Linked DNA regions of Homo sapiens: region 2 is linked to region 1. The links are chromatin loops, found by intact Hi-C in ENCODE. Cell type or tissue: GM12878. All regions are shown on one strand. Links, peaks and the distances in the headings refer to the core of each region. The heading gives the core; the rest is flanking DNA. Region 1 holds the start of BOLL (boule RNA binding protein). Region 2 overlaps ANKRD44 (ankyrin repeat domain 44).

Region 1 (8,341 bases), core at 111-8,110:
TAGCACAATGAATGTATAAACTTTTTACTTACTTAGCTGCTTCTTGCACTAGACCACAGGCTGCTTAGCTGCTTCTTGCACTAGATCACAGGCTGCCACTAGGTCTTGCTACCAGAGCAAGAACTAGGCCTTAATCATTGCTGTATCCCATGCCATAGCATAAAGCCTGCCCACAGGAGGAACAAAATAGTTATCCACATCTATAAACTAGAGAATGCATCCAAAGGGTTATCAAGAAAATGAGAGCCAGAAGTAGATATTAGGAGCTTCAATCTGAAGTTAGAAAACTCAAGAGGCAAGAAGGGAAGAACTGTCAACTAGGGAAGGCAAGAAAGAAGGGTAGTTGGGTAAATCCCTGAAACAAAGACTATGTTCTGAACAGATTGTGCGAAGAAAAAAGATGAGAAACATTGGGAACCTGGCAGAAAACTTAAGAAAATGGGATTTTTAGGTTTGCAATTTGTAATGTGCTATACTTTTATGTTTATCTTGGTAAACAGTATCTCCCATATGTGAAACCAGATTTCTGAATGAGCCTCACCAATCCCTCTCCATCATCACCCATGCCCAACAGTCTCAATTCCTCACTGGTATCTCTTTAACCTTTTCCCAGTGTTTGATTCTCACTCCTGTCACCTTTGTTCAGGTCCCCATTATTTTTCACTTGAATTGTTTTCTCCTCCAAATTCAACTATCTGTTTCCAGTCTGTGCCCCTCAAAAACTCTTCTTTGATATGAAAATATCTTCCTAAAATTTGGCTCTGATTATACAACTTCCTGGTTCAATCATCTTCAATGGTCCCTATTTACAAAGGTCTCCAGAATAAAATTCTCTTTATTGCCATAGTATAAGTAACATGACAAAGTGCACTGAGCCCGAACATAAATCATGCTACTGTAAAGACACATGCACACGTATGTTTATTGCAGCACTATTCACAATAGCAAAGACTTGGAACCAACCCAAATGTCCATCAATGATGGACTGGATTAAGAAAATGTGGCACATATACACCATGGTATAATACTATGCAGCCATAAAAAAGGATGAGTTCATGTCCTTTGCAGGGACATGGATGCAGCTGGAAACCATCATTCTGAGCAAGCTATCGCAAGGACAGAAAACCAAACACCACATGTTCTCACTCATAGGTGGGAACTGAACAATGAGAACACTTGGACACAGGGTGGGAAACATCACACCCCAGTGCCTGTTGTTGGGTAGGGGGCTGGTAGGGGGGGGATAGCATTAGGAGAAATACCTAATGTAAATGATGAATTAATGGGTGCAGTAAACCAACATGGTACATGTATACCTATGTAACAAACCTGCACGTTGTGCACATGTACCCTAGAACTTAAGGTATAATTTAAAAAAAGGAACAAAGTTTTGAAAATGACATCCACCACTTACTAGCAATGTGACCACGAGAGTCACTTTTACCTCTCTAAGACTCAGGTTTCCAATGAGAGAGAGAAAAAGAGAGACTAAGAAAAAGAGAGAACTAAGACTTAAAAAGAATGTGGCTAGCCCAGCATTAGGTACATGATGCAGGCTCAATATCTTTCCCTCAATTTTTCTGCCCAGACCAGCATTCCAGCCTTAACAATGCCCTTACCCAGCCCTGGACACTGTGCTCTATGATGCTATCCTCTGTTCTCCCACAGACCGTTGATCATTGTTAATATATCACTCAGCCTGTTATGCCTGTATTTTATTTTCTTATAAGCATATTTATATTATACTGTTTGGAGTAATTAGTTTTTTCTATCCTTCTAGATTTAAAATGCTTTGAGAACAGAGGTTTGACCTTGTTCTTCAAGCTTGTCCAACTGGTGGCCCATGGGCCGCATTTGAATGCGGCCCAACACAAATTCGTAAACTTTCTTAAAACATTATGAGATTTTGTGATTTATTTTTTTAGCTCATAAGCTATCGTTAGTGTTTATGTATTTTATGTGTGGCCCAAGACAATTATTCTTCCAATGTAGCCCAGGGAAGCCAAAAGATTGGACACCCCTGTTCTTCATCTTCATATCTCCCACATTATATTCCATTATGTACTGCACAGAATAGGAACTCTGTTAAGTGTCTACTAAATTGGGGTGCATTGCATAATTTTATGTGGTTTATCCAAGTTTTAAAGCTGAACTTTCCTTTTGGTGTAAGAATTAATAGTAAGAGGCAGAACAGAGAACTGCCACACTGAAAATAAAGTATATCCCTCTAGTACCCAACACCAGCCTTGAAATACAGTTAGCGTTCCCTAAATTACGTAAATTTTTGTCAGATTAAACACCTACTGCGCTGAATACATTTTTTAAGAGAATGTAGTTCTTGAAAATAAGTGTTTTTAGTCAAAATGTTTTGGGCAAGAGAGGATAGTAACATCTACCCAAATCCAGCAACAGTCCTAGGAAAAAAAAATGCCCAAAGAAGATTAGTTCTACTGGTATTGAACAGTAAGATTATTATGCTTTAGAATATGAGTTTTCATCTAAATAGGTTTGTATTCTCGATTTCCACAGAGACTGAAACCTGGTAAAATGAGCTTAAATTGCATGCAGAAATGTATAATGACTTTAGGGATTCTTCGGGTAAGATAAACAAAAATTGTTTCCCATTTTATTTTGGGTAAAATAATATGAAGAGCTAATCTTTGAATAAATCAAAAATTAATATATTCACTCTGTTTTTAATTCTATATCTTGAAGGCAAAGTAACCCAAAGTCAAACTTTTATAGTAGTGTGTACAATAGTTATTACTGGTGTAAATTTTAACAGTTGTTACTGCTGATTCTTTAAAAATATGTGGCAAAATGGTTATGATCAAGAACTGTGGGTTGGGGGGGAGACGAGGGTTAAACCTCCTACAGCTTTAGATCTTGACCAAATTACTTATCCTTCAAATCTCTGCTTCATCACGTACTATGACGATAATTGGAGCATCTATCTGAAAGGTTGCTGTGAGCATGAAAAGATTAAATGATACTGATCATAAAGCATTGTGCCTGAAACAAAGTGAGTACTTGATAAATGGCAGCTATAATAATGATAATCATTACTATAAGTTTATCCAGTTGTAATCATTTTAGCTACCTACTAGAAATACGTATTATTTACAAAGCAGTCTTCTTTCAGCCAGGCATGGTGGCGTGGGCCTGCCTGTGGTCCCAGCTACTCAGAAGGCTGAGGTGGGAGGATCGCTTGAGCCCAGGAGGTCGAGAATTCAGTGAGCGTGATCGCACCACTGCACTCCAGCCTGGGCGACAGAGTGAGCCTTCGTGTCTAAATAATTAGTCAACTGGACGGGCACGGTGGCTCAAGCCTGTAATCCCAACAATTTGAGCGGCCAAGACAGGCAGCTCACTTGAAGTCAGAAGTTCAAGCCTGGCCAACATGGTGAAACCCCGTCTCTACTAAAAATACAAAAATTAGCCGTGGTAGCGGGCGCCTGTAATCCCAGCTACTCGGGAGGCTGAGACAAGGAGAATCGCTTGAATCCGGAAGGCGGAGGTTGCAGTGAGCCGAGATCGCGCCACTGCACTCCAGCCCGGGCGACAGTGCGAGACTCCGTCTCAAAAATAAAAATAATTAGTAAATTAATTCATTAATTTAAGAAAAAAAGCGCAATCTTCTTCCAAAGGCGATCCCAAGGCTGTTGGAGGCTGAAACCGCTAAGTCGCCCCCTACCGCGCGGGTGGCTTCGTCCCGGACCCCTCCAGAGGCTGTGCCACTGCTGGAGGTGCTCAGCGGGGCCGGGACCCGCTTGGGGCGCCGTCCGGGGCGAGCACCGGAGCCCGACTGGGCTGAATGGCAGGTCCTGACCAAGCCACCCGCGCGGCCCCGCCCGCCTGGCGGGATGAGTGACGGCGGCAACAGGTGCAGAGCGGCGTCCGCGGCTTCTCGGGAGCCCCCGAGTTTTGCGAGTCAGGCCCCGAGAGTCAGAGTTTGACTCTAGAACCTTCTTCGCTTTACACCAGTCTTCGGAAGTCGCCCGTCAACCGGCTTCTTCTACCTCAGTAAAGCCTTAAGGTCACCTCAACCTCTCGAAACCCACCAGTCCCAGAGGCCGACTCTTCTCAAGTGGAGGAGAGGGGAAGGCGTGCATGGAGCTTTGCCTGACCGCTCGCTCTCTCCTCCCCAGCCGTCTGAGAGAAGGCGAGAGGGGTCCCAGAACCGAGCCCTCGCTCCGCACGCCCCACGCCCGCCCCGCTGTGCCGTGCGCTCTGCCCCTGAGACGCCCCGGCTCGGAGTCCCAGGGCCACAGCCGAAACTCGCCCTCCCGCGCCCCTCTCCGGCTTGCAGCGCCCGCCCGCACCGCCACCTGCCACCCGAGGCGACGCAGTCCGCTTCTCCCCACCCGCCAGGTGGCAGGTTCAGGGCCGGGGTCCGAGCCTGCTTCCCTGCAGCTGCCACAGCCACCCTCGCCGCCAGGGGGCGAGAGTCCCAGGCAGGACAAGCAGCGCTGCTGCCTTGGCGTGAAGGTGGTTTCAAACTTTAGGCTTCTTTTCCCTACCCCGCGTCTCTGAAGAGCAGAGAGGAAGATGGAAACCGAGTCCGGGCCGGTGAGTACGGCGATCAGGGCCCCAGGGCGCGGGATAGCGGGGAGAAGGAGCAGCGTGGAGCCTGTCCCTGAGGGCTTGGAGGGGCGAGGTGAAGGCCCCAAACGCTCGCTATCTGGTTGGGAAGAAACGTGGCCAGGTGCCCCATCGACCGCTGCCAGGAGCCACCCGCCCGCAGACCTCGTCTGGCTGTGTCATGGGGGTCAGAAAGGCGCCGCCACGGGGCCTGGACTGGGTGTAGACGGGCCAGGGGACCTCAGGCGTGGATGTTTCGGGAGGCGGCGGGCTGCCAGGCACCCAGCGAAGTCCGAGCAGGTAAACCGCTTTCCCGCCGAAATTGGGCTAGGCAGCGTCTTTGACGCTCCCTGCGGCCGAACTCGACCCAGCCGCCCAAGGCGAGGAGTTGCCAGGGCGGTCGACGCCTCCACTCCCCGACTGGTCAGCGAGGACCGGAAGGTCTGAGAGACCTGGCAGGGCCCGCCTGTGGCCCAGGCGGGACCCGGACACTCTAGCCCTGGCTGTGCACCCAAGCCAGTCAGGGTGGACTTGGGGAAGTGAAGGAGGACTGCCCGCACAGGCCCGAGGCGCAGCGGCAACGTGCCATCCCGCCCCGCCCCGTCCCGCCGCCAGCAGCCAATCAGGGAGCGCCGCGCGAGGGTGGGGACCAGCTGCGCACGAGGCCAGCGGCGGGGTCGCTGCCGTTGAGGCTTCCCGCCACTGCTGCTGGCGGATTTGTGGGGCAAAATTTCTCGCTGGCTAGCCTTCTTTTCCCTCCCGCACTTTGGTGGGGAGGGGGTGGATCCTCGTTTCGGTGCCCAAGTTCACGATGACCCGAGAGAACTCGAGGAAGTTGTCGCCGCGGCCATTTCCCCCAGTGCCGCAACTTGCTGGCCTTGGAGGGGGAGGAGCGCCGAGGCAGTGACTGCGACGGTTAGCCCGCCCGTTCCTGCTGTCTTCGTTTGCAAAATAGATGCTAGATCTCGAGGTTGATTCTCAAGGGGAGGGGCCAGTGAGGGCACATTGCTTTGGAGGAGTAGTTTAATAAACTCTCTAGTGCTGGAAGTTTTAGCAAACGGAGGAGCCTTCAAACCCGGCAACAGTCCCCATCTAGGTGTTTCCGTAACACATGCGGAATTATTGCTAGTGGAATTTCAGGCTTTCTTTGTTGTTTAACTCAATGCATCGCTAATTGTTTATAATGAACTTAGATGTTGCCTCCACCTGAGCCTTGCTATTGCTAACATTAAAATATTTTGTAGGCCTGGCGCGATGGCTCCCGCCTGTAATCCCAGCACTTTGGGAGGCCAAGGTGGGCGGATCACGAGGTCAGGAGATCGAGACCATCCTGGCCAAAATGGTGAAAACCCATCTCTACTAATACAAAAAAATTAGCTGGGCGTGGTGGTGCGCACCTGTAGTCTCAGCTACTCAGGAGGCTGAGGCAGGAGAATCTCTTGAACCAGGGAGGCGGAGGTTGCAGTGAGCCGAAATCACGCCACTGCACTCCAGCCTGGCGACAGAGCAAGACTGTCTCAAATATATATATATATATATATATATATATATATATATATATATATATATATATATATATGTATTAGACTGCTGTTATACTGTATTCTTTAGCCTTCAGCCTATTTGGCATATCATGAGCAGGTCTCTCCTGAAGAAATGATTCACTTTTAGTCATTCAACAGATATTTATTGAGCACCTGCTGTGTACTGTCAGTACTTTAGATGCTGCCATGAAAAAAGCAAAACTTCTGCCCTGGTGCATTACATAATAGTGGAGACAGATAATAAACATACTAAGTAAACTATATCGTATGTTAGAAAATGATGAGGGAGAAAACTTAAGCAGAGCGAGCCCACAATAGAGCCTTAGAGAGTGGAGGAGAATGAAGTGAATTGAGTGTGAAAGGTTGTTTTTCTTTTCTCAGGGAGTATCCTTTAGTTTCTCGAGATTGGAAATAAAGCACTGTTTACTTCCGTTCATTTCATCCTTCTCTCAATGAAATATAATGGGGTTTGTCTTTTACTTAAACTTGCGAACATATTAGTACATCTTATTTTCAATAAGAGAATTTCATGAAGAATGATTTTTTAAATTTAGCAAATAGGTAATTTTGACACTGTAAACAAATGGGCAGAAAGACAAGATTACATCTACTAGAGCTGTTATATTATCTCTAGCAATACAAAATCCATAGTTGAAAAATACTAAGCATTCCAGAATTACCCATTCTGAGCATTATATCCTACTGAGCGAAGTGACTGAAGTCACAAATAACCTCCAAGTGCCCAGAGAGAAAGCTGTTAAGATTAGATTCCCAGTTTCTTTCATTGGAAACTACAACATAGTAATTATTAAATGTGGTGGCTTTTCTGTGTTTTAAAAGAAGTATTTACATATTCCCTTATTAGGAGTACATACTTCCTTAAGGCTGGATGGGGAAGAGAGCCCATAAGGTCCAGCCTATAGCCCAATTGCCACTCCTGCCCTAGTCATTTCTCTGTACATCTTGCAAAGATTAATTTAGGGATTGTGATTGTATTGGCCAGAGAAGAAAGAGCAGAACAAATTTGAAAAAGAACAACTTTATTACCTGAGCTGGAGATTCATTTTCATGAGTTTGTTTCTCAGAGAATTGGAATTATGAACTTCAAGCTTTTGTTATTTTCTTTTTCTTTCTTTTTGAGATGGGGTCTTTCTTTGTTGCCCAGGCTGGTCTCGAACTCCTGATCTCAAGCAATCCTCCTGCCTCAGCCTCCCAAGCAGCTGGGATTACAGGCACAAGCCACAACACCCAGTTTACTTCAAGTTTTTTGAAGCACACATTTAGGATATTATGGGGTTTGTCTTTAGGATATTATGGGGTTTGTCTCAGAAGTGTGTTTAGTGTTTCCAGATGGAAAATAATTCACCAGTTCTTGAATTGGTTTCTCTTCAATGTGATTCTCAAGTCTTGGGTTTTTTTTCAGTTATACCTTAAAAGTCTATTATCTTACCATTCTGCAAAGGCTTATACATTTATATATATTTATTAAAATTTAAATTATGTCCTCTAACTTAGAATTGTGAACATGTGGATATGTACTGAGCTAATTCTTTGGAATAAACATTTATGAGCTACAAGTATATAATTTTTTAACAAAATCAGTCCAATCTTCAAATTGACAAGTGCATTTAAAATTTTGACTTTCAGGCTGAAAATGGTGAATGTGAATGTTAGAGTTTATTAACTTGTCGATGACCATTAGTTAAAGACCACCAGGAACACATGCGTCATTTAGTAAAGTTGGGTCTGTTAATTGTTCAAACAAGGGAAAACATAAACCATGGGGCCTCTCAATCAGAAGGTGTTAGAACTTACAGGATATAGGCTTCTGTTGAGCAATTTCTAGAGAGGGTTTAAGGAAGTAGGGCTTTACTCTGGAATGTATAGCGTCAGGAAATGGTAGTAATTCTATGATTGGATGTGTTAACTTTTATCTAAAAGGAAAGAAAAATGGATCGAGGCTAAAACTATAGCTGATAAAGAAGGAGCAGTCACTCATATCAGCCAGAATGGAGGGTTGTTTGGTTATTCTTGTGGTTTGGGCAATGCCTTTGTTTTTGTCAGCATTCAAACATGATTATGGAGTGGTCTTGTTTTTAATCTTGATCCATCAGAGTCACAGGGTGACTTTGTCTGATGTTGGTGTTCTGTTAACAAGAGAACACCACAGCCTAGCTGTGAGTGCCAGGCCAACTCCTAACAACACCAGGGTGTAG
Region 2 (8,341 bases), core at 127-8,126, 610 kb after region 1:
TTTATCTTTTTCTCAACCTCACATGGCATCTAAGGATTCAAATAAAACAATGATATACTGTCATTCTTTTTTTTTAGTTAAAATTTTTTTTTTTTAGAGACAGGGTTTCACTCTGTTTCCCAGGCTGGAGTGCAGTGGCATGACCATAGCTCACTGCAGCCTTGAACTCCTGGTCTCAAGCAGTCCTCCTGCCTCAGCTTCCCAAGTAGCTGGGACTACAGGAGTGTGCCACCATGCCCTGCTAATTTTTTAACTTTTTGTAGAGACAAGTTCTCGCTGTGTTGCCCAGGCTCGTCTCAAACTTCTGGCCTCAAGTTATCCTCCTGTTTTGGCCTCCCAAAGAAAGTGCTGGAATTATAGGTGTGAGCCACTGTGCTCAGCGTGGTGTCATTCTTGACCCTCCAGTTGGCAAAGATGAAAATCAAATCCCAACCACTCTGATGCCTTTTTGGGGAGAGTAATTTGTACTACCCTTTGGAGGGCAGTTTGGCAGTATGCATCAACATTCTAACTGTGGGGGATTCACCCTAAGAGAAATAATTGGTTAACTATATATACAAAAAGATGTTTGTTGCTATCTGGTTTATAATAACCAGAAATTGCAAACAACCAATAGGTTATTTCTTAAATTTATTGCAGAACATCCACATGAGGTTGTATCATGTTATCTTTAAAAAGTGTGCTTTGTATTTATCTGCATATGTATTTATTACATATTGAAAGGTAAGCTCTTCAAGATATATTTTTGAGTGAAACAGTTGTTAAACAGCAGATATCATGTGTATTTGTGGGTATAGAAGAAGAAATCTAGAAGAATATTCTCCAAAACATTAATTATAGCTGAATCTTGGTGGTGGGATTTTTGCCTTTTTCTTTATTTCTTTATGTATTATTAAAGTTTTTTTACACTGACCATGTATTATATTTAGAAATGGTAAAAAATTTATATAAATATATACACACACACACACAAACACACACACAAACTCACGAGAAAGCAAACTAGCTTCCCAAATTGCTTTACTATAAAGATTTGACTTTTAAAATGTGTTCATTGTATTTGTCAGTTTGAATAAGTGTAGAGCACATTTCAGTGGCGTGGTACTTACTACTCACGGTGACAAGCATAATGGCGCTCCCATCTTTTACATATTGCAAGGGCTCTTCTCATGGGATTAGCTGGACCCTGAGGAAGTGGTGTTGGTGGGACCTGTTGCCATCTTAGTAGAATTCTTTTCTTTCTTCTACCATCATCACATTTTATATAATAAATTATGGAAAATGGATTATTAGTTTTGCTCAAGCTAAAAATCAATTAAAACTTTTCAGATACCTTTTACTTTCCAATTTCTTTTACAATGAAAAAACGTAATCAGAAAAATTTTAAGAAGCTTTTTGGAAAAGTAATAACTCTTACGTTTCAAAAGTGAATGGGCAGAGGTAACCACATACCCAGATTATTCTTAAAAGACATGTTTAAATGAAAAGGATATAAAGTATATTTTAGATCAACTAATTGTGCCGGCCCTGATTTTTACCAAGGACCTATTGCTTTAGGTTTCAAATGTTAAATAACTATATGATTATGACAGCCAGAGGGCCTTCCAACTGTAAGTTTGTAGATGTATTATTATTATTATTATTATACCCTTGAAACACTGACTTTAAAAGACCTGAAATGTGTATATGGTATTCAGTTAGGGTAAGAAGCCTAGGGGGTTGGAGAGGTAGGTAAGATTTTTTACCAGGAGGTTGCATAGCTGGTTATACCCGGGTCACTTGCCAACTGTCTGCTCAGAAGGCTATTTCTGGCAGTGTAGGATAGTATAAATGGGTTTCTCACTTTGTACTTTCTAAAGTCTTTCTGCATGTAACACAGGCTGTCTTTTCCTAATCTCTCAGTTCCCCTTTCTAAACCTCTTTCTGGTTTTCCCTACTCCTACAAGCTCATGTCCAGAGTTGCTGATATAATTCCTTTACAGCCAAGCTGCTATGTCCTCACTTAATATATTTCATTTATTGGTAAATAATCCATATCAGTCACACCAAAATACAACTATGAGTATAGAGAGCACTGGGCTTGGCTTGAAGATAGAAGTCTTGGGTTCTATGGGTCCTTGAGCAAGCCAATTAACCTCCTCTGGCCTCAGTTCTATAATGTGGGCATCATAATAAACTTTATAAGGTGTGGTTAGGGAGATGAGATGATGTATGTATATCAGTTAGGGTAAGATTTGGCTGCATTCAACAGAGAAACAACAAAAACAGCAAAACCGTAGTTTTCAGTAAAGTAGACATGTAGTTTACTAAAATTTCGAAGTTTTGAATAAGATAGAAGTTTATTTATTTCCCATGTGCAAGTCCAGAGATAGGCTGTCCAGGACTAGCATGACACTCCATGGTGTCACAGTCCAATCTTTGTTTCCTTTTGTGCTGCCATCCTTGGTAGATGGCTTCTATCTCCTTGCTCAAAATGGCCACTTGAGCCCCAGCCATCACATCCAAATTCCAACTAGTGGGAAGGAAGAAGGCAGAAGAAGGGTATGCCCTCCCTCTTTAAGGACACTTCCACTAAGGACACAATTGCTTATATATTGTCCGGAACTGCATTAGGTGGTGATGTACTTTTAGGAACCTAAAAATCAGGGTTCCTATTATGAAAGCAAGAGAGATGTTGGGGTAAAACAGCAGTCTCTGCCATGGTATGTAATAGCCTTTTGTGACCTAGGAAATGCTCTGAGTACAGAAATATGTATCATTTATGTAATACTGTCATGAATAACCTCAGTTACATTCATTCATTCACCAAATATTTTTAAAATACTTCTTACAGATGTAGCACTAGAGCTGACACCCTGAATACTTCATTGTGTACTTTCTTGGTCAATTTATGTTAACTCCAAAAAGCATTGAAGGAATCACATTGCTGCAACTTTTTTCTGCTTTGAGCACCTGGGAACAGAACATGATACCATGTCCCTTTCTTTGGGGGAGGGAGGGAGAAGGGTGACACTAGTACATACTAAATGGTGGCTCTTCAGCTCAGTGGTACCGACACTGTGTGTTTTTCCCTCCAGCATCTGTCTTTTGTCATCAGTGCTTCATGTTGATTTATACCTTGCATCCTCACTTGCTTTTCATATATGCCTTTTCTCCTACTGAAAACACACATGCAGGATTGACTCTTCATCTTCTGACCTTGTCTCTTTCAAGCAGGGGACACTCCATGTTTGAGCAGGCATGCGTTTTATTTGGGAAGCAAAGATGGACAGATAGGCAAACAAGCATGCATAACCTAATGGTTGGGAAGTATTGCCCATTACCGGCTTTTCTCAGGAAGTCCCAATATGTAAGAACACTTAAAGAAATAGGACCTCCAGTCACAGGCTCAAGATATTTCATTTGGAAAAGATCCAGAGATGTCTGACATCCTGCCTCCTCATCTTTCAGTAATAGACAGTGCGTTTAAAAAAATCTTTTTTTATTATGAAAATTTTCAAACTTTCAAAAAACAACAAGAGCCCACCACTAAGAATAAATGTTAACACTTTGCCATATTTACTTTAAAAGAACCATCATAAAATTTTATAGACTTAAAGGTTTGTTCCATATGTAAACATAGACTCACACCCTTGTGTCATTCATGTTTTTGCATGAATGCCTCCTTATCTGGGACACCTCCCCTGATCTTCCCATGTAAAATAGCAACCCTTAATCAACCTCTAACTTCTCCTTCCTAGCACTTCTCACCACCTGACATATGTAGTGAATTTATTTGTTTGTCTTCTGTCTTTCTCCACTAACTGTTCAGCTCCATGAGCTCATCATGGCTTTGCTTATGGTTGAGTCACCTGCACCTACAGTGGTGCCAGCACTGGCTAGGAACGCATGAACAGAGCTGAAGCCTCTTTTAATCTCCCTGACACATCACCTCCCTCCCCGCCTCTCTCCCCAGGGGGAACCACTGTCCTGAAGTTTTATCCTTGTCTTTATATACTCTAATTTTATCAATACCTTTATGTGCACATATATACATAAATGCTAGAACAATAAACAGTGTTGTGTATCTTTAAAAACGTTACATATGTGAACAGTTTGTATGGTCTGTAACTTGCTTTTTCTCACTCAACATTATATGTTCCAGATTCATCTATGTGGATACATGAGCATTTACTTCATATATTTCATATTCCTATGATATTCCTTGTAGGCTTTTATCACAGTGGATCCATTCTTAGTTACAGCTTTTTAATCATGGCTCTATCAACCTCCTTTTGTCCTAGGCTCTCTGATTCTGACCTGTGCTAACGATTGTACAAATAATAAACATGAGTTAGAAAAAATGATTAAGATGGTAAATTTTATGTTATGTGTATTTTACCACCATTAAAAAAATTTAAAAACTTATTAAGTCATATACCTTAGAAAAATGGGATAGCAAGAGAACCATGTAAGAATTTTCATAAGGACTGTACTGTTTGTAAAAATAACACCATTGTAAGTTGTTTGTTTGTTTATTTATTTATTTATTTTTGAGACTAAGTCTCACTCTGTCACCCAGGCTGGAGTGCAGTAGCGCAATCTCAGCTCACTGCAACCTCTGCCTCCTGAGTTCAAGTGATTCTCCTGCCTCAGCCTCCCGAGTAGCTGAGATTACAGACATGTGCTACCATGCCCGGCTAATTTTTGTATTGTTAGTAGAGATGGGGTTTCACCATGTTGGCCAGGCTGGTCTTGAACTCCTGACCTCAGGTGATCCACCCACCTCGGCTTCCCAAAGTGTTTGGATTACAGGTGTGAGCCACCACACCCGGGCTGTAAGTTGTATTTTTAGGGAATGAATTTTACTTGGCACCATTGAATCCATTTAATTATAAAAATCTCTTTTTCAAGGACTTTTGACTTTGTTCTCGGTACCTTAAAAATAGATTTCCCTCAGAAATGATACATTTCAATATATAGGTCTCCCATATTAGAAAACCTTGATAGTTTTTCTCTCAAGCAGGGAAACTAGAGAACAAATGTGTCAAGGTGCCCTAAAGTAATATTCAGAACTTGGCTTTTGACAAGATTCTAAATGTCAGGGAAGTCTGTTTTTGCTATAACATGACAACTCGACTTCAAATATAGGTACAGAATTACTGCAGTGCCTGGGTTTTCTTTAGGACACATTTAAATATCCTCTTTGTGAGCTTCCTATTAAAAGAATACTTGCTAGAGGACAAAGTTTTATTTAGAAAGGGTTTTGAATATTTTGTGATATAATTGTAGGTGTCACTGAAAAAGTTAAGGAAGATTTTACCACCCATAATTTTGAATAATGACTTAGTAGTCTAGGGCTCAGTGTGAAACTTTTCTAGAAAGATCACATGATTGATCCTGTTTTGCATTTTGCTTATAGAAATTGTTGGGGCTGTACTATGAATATCTTGTTTCTAAAGATACAGTCAGACTTTAGCCATTTAACAATTTCAAAACAGGTCTTTTTAATGCAAACTAATAAATTTGGTTAGCATATTTCCTCAAACTTTATTAAACTTGAGTATGGAAAAACAATTTTAAAACATATAGGGCAGACAGCTAAATTATCTATTTAACCTTGGCTGTTTCACTTCTATTCAATCAGCAGACAGTTATTGAGCATCTACCGTGTTCCTGGTGCTGTGCTAGGGGTTGGGACTATAAGATGAATAGGACAGTTGGTCAGGTGTGGTGGCTCAAGCCTGTAATCCCAACAGTTTGGGAGGCCAAGGTGGGCGGATCACTTGAGCTGAGGAGTGTGAAACCAGCCTAAGCAACATGGTGAAACCCTGTCTCTACTAAAAATACAAAAAATTAGCTGGGTGTGGTCGTGGGCACCTGTAACCCCAGTTACTTGGGAGGCTGAGGCATAAGAATTGCTTGACCTTGGGAGATGGAGGTTGTGACTGCACCCCAGCCTGGGCGACAGAGTGAGATTCTGTCTCAAACAAACAAAATAAGATGAATAGGACAGGGTTCCTGCCCTGCTGGATCATACAATCAGGTGAGTGAGACAGACATGTAAGCCAAGATCACAGAGGAAACGTCAGTACTGCAATAGAGGTAGAAATGTTCCATCACTGCACGTTCCTGGTGTAGCCAGGGCTCTTACAGCACTAGACTCCTACACTCAACAGTGTCAGGAAGTACATGGGTAGGGGGATTTGGTGGTGGCGGGAGAGCTTTTCAGCTTACCTACCACCTTTATCAACCACTTTCTTCAAGCTATTAAGAATAATAATGGGGCCGGGCGTGGTGGCTCACACCTGTAATCCCAACACTTTGGGAGGCCAAGTTGGGTGGATCACTTGAGGTCAGGAGTTCTAGACCAGCCTGGCCAATATGGTGAAGCCCCCCTCTCTACTAAAAATGCAAAAGTTAGTCGAGTGTGGTGGTGGGCACCTGTAATCCCAGCTATTTGGAAGGCTGAGGCAGGAGAATTACTTGACGCTGGGAGGTGGAGGTTGCAGTGAGCCAAGATCATGCCACTGCACTCCAGCCTGGGAGACAAGAGTGAGACATTATCTCAAAAAAAAAAAAAAAAAAGAAGAAAAATAACGGACATGGTAATAATAATGGGAGTAATTTTTGACTTAGGCAATTGTTTTCTCCATCTTATACTAAATATGACTTAAAACATCTTTTGAAACCTTTTAATTGAATTTCTAAAAGAAGGCTTAAAGTTTTTATAGCAGTTTTAGGTTCACAGCAAAATTAAGCAGAGTTAAGAGACTTCCCCTATACCACCTGCCCCTACACATGGTTGGCTTCCTCCCGCTATTAACATCCCACCCAAGAGTGGCACATTTGTTACAATCGATGAACATCATCATGACAAACCGACACTTGACGATCACCCAAAGTCCATAGTTTACATGAGAATTCTGTCTTGGTGTTGTACAGTCTGTGGGTTTTGACAAGTGCATATCTTACATCCACCATTATAATATCATACAGAATAGTTTCACTGATCTAAAAATCCCTTTTGTTCTCCCTAATCATCCTTCCTTCTCCTGTTTCACTGAATTTTAAATTTCATTTTATTTAATTTTCTCATATAACCTAAGTAAGAACAGCCTGCCAGAAATGTAAAAGTAGTTCCAGTTAGACTGTCACTCCAAAGCCCTCCCAAACAGACATTCTAGCATAACCACTGACTATATTAGCTCCTTTGATCATCTGTCCCTCTACTTGAGAGCTGCTGTGTTTAGCACAACTGCCCAAAGTTTATGTCAGGGTCTGTGGCATTAGATCCTGCAGTTTCAAATCTTGTTGATCGCCAGCTTCCTTCTCCCATCACTCTTTGGCCACTATCATCTTCAAAGAAAACTCGGAAGTTCCTGAACAGATTCACCTCTGTACTCCTAAGGGCTGGGGGTCTTCTGTGGTTCAGATGTCTGATTATAATAGAAACAGACCTGTTTGCTTTTAGAGAAGCAAATGTTTTCTGTGTTCAACTGAGCTTGTAAAATTTCATTAAGAAACTAATCATTAGCCCTGATTAAACAAACGCTGGATGCTTGGCATGAATATTTTAACTTCCTATTTCTAAGCTGCCTCAGCCTTCTCAAGTACTGATTGTCAGCTGGGACCAATAATTTACCTGCACAGTTTGCCACTCCATCATCAGGGAATCTCCACCACCCCCGGCCCCATCAACTAGGGGAGAAAACTAAGGCTCTTCCAGTGCCCCAAACATGAAGCCGCTTCTCTGATGCTCATTAAAGAAACTTTCACAATTTAAATAGAGAATCTCACTGCTGCCTACTCTAATACAGGAAAGAGACTCTAAACTCTGCATCTCATTTTAATTCAACTTGAAATTGCCACCAGTTTCTACCCTTCCATATTTGCCTTCATGAACATTTCAGACTTTAACAAAAATCTGATCTTTTTACTGATATTAAAAAGACATATGAAAATGTGTTTAGCATTAAGCATTTATTTTCAAGTCTAAGAAAGATAAAGATGCACAAAGCTTAAAGAAGTTGCTGCCAGTGACTCAGTCATTATTAATATTGCTCTAGGCACAATGAATTGGAATGGTGTTAGAAAGATTTTCTCTAGGGAAGACTACATTATGACAGCATTTTCCAAAGTGTGTTTCTCAGAGTCCAGAACAAGTCTGACAAGTGTTTAGGAGGGAAAGAAAGGGAGTTTTGTGGCCAAGTAAACTTGGGAAGCACTTCTACCACAAATTTCCTTGTATTTTAGTGATTTACAAGGTAACTGTCATATTAAAGGTTCTGAGAATTCCTGCCATAAGGGAATCTGTTTAACTTTCTTGAACACCGTGTTTCTCAATGTCATTTGGCTTTGA

The links. A loop is a pair of places that touch in the nucleus more often than their neighbours do. Peaks named below come from ENCODE experiments on the same cell type or tissue, not always from the same donor. Only the 100,000 strongest peaks of a DNase experiment are listed, where the experiment ranks them.
Region 2: it touches region 1 in a loop (4-fold over the local background); 2 of 110 quality-filtered maps call a loop at or near these places.

What each region holds. Positions count from the first base shown.
Region 1 is chr2:197,782,211-197,790,551 of GRCh38, reverse strand. It overlaps BOLL (boule RNA binding protein), which reads left to right and starts at 5,233. Exons shown (of 11, transcript NM_033030.6): 1 at 5,233-5,496. RefSeq lists an enhancer at 3,828-4,057. In GM12878, for the core only: a CTCF peak has its summit at 4,432 (motif pointing right); no DNase peak of the experiment used is centred there.
Region 2 is chr2:197,170,226-197,178,566 of GRCh38, reverse strand. The region is part of intron 2 of ANKRD44 (ankyrin repeat domain 44); the gene reads left to right. Among named protein-coding and RNA genes, the nearest start is that of ANKRD44-AS1, 24 kb to the left of the region's middle. In GM12878, for the core only: no CTCF peak of the experiment used is centred there; no DNase peak of the experiment used is centred there.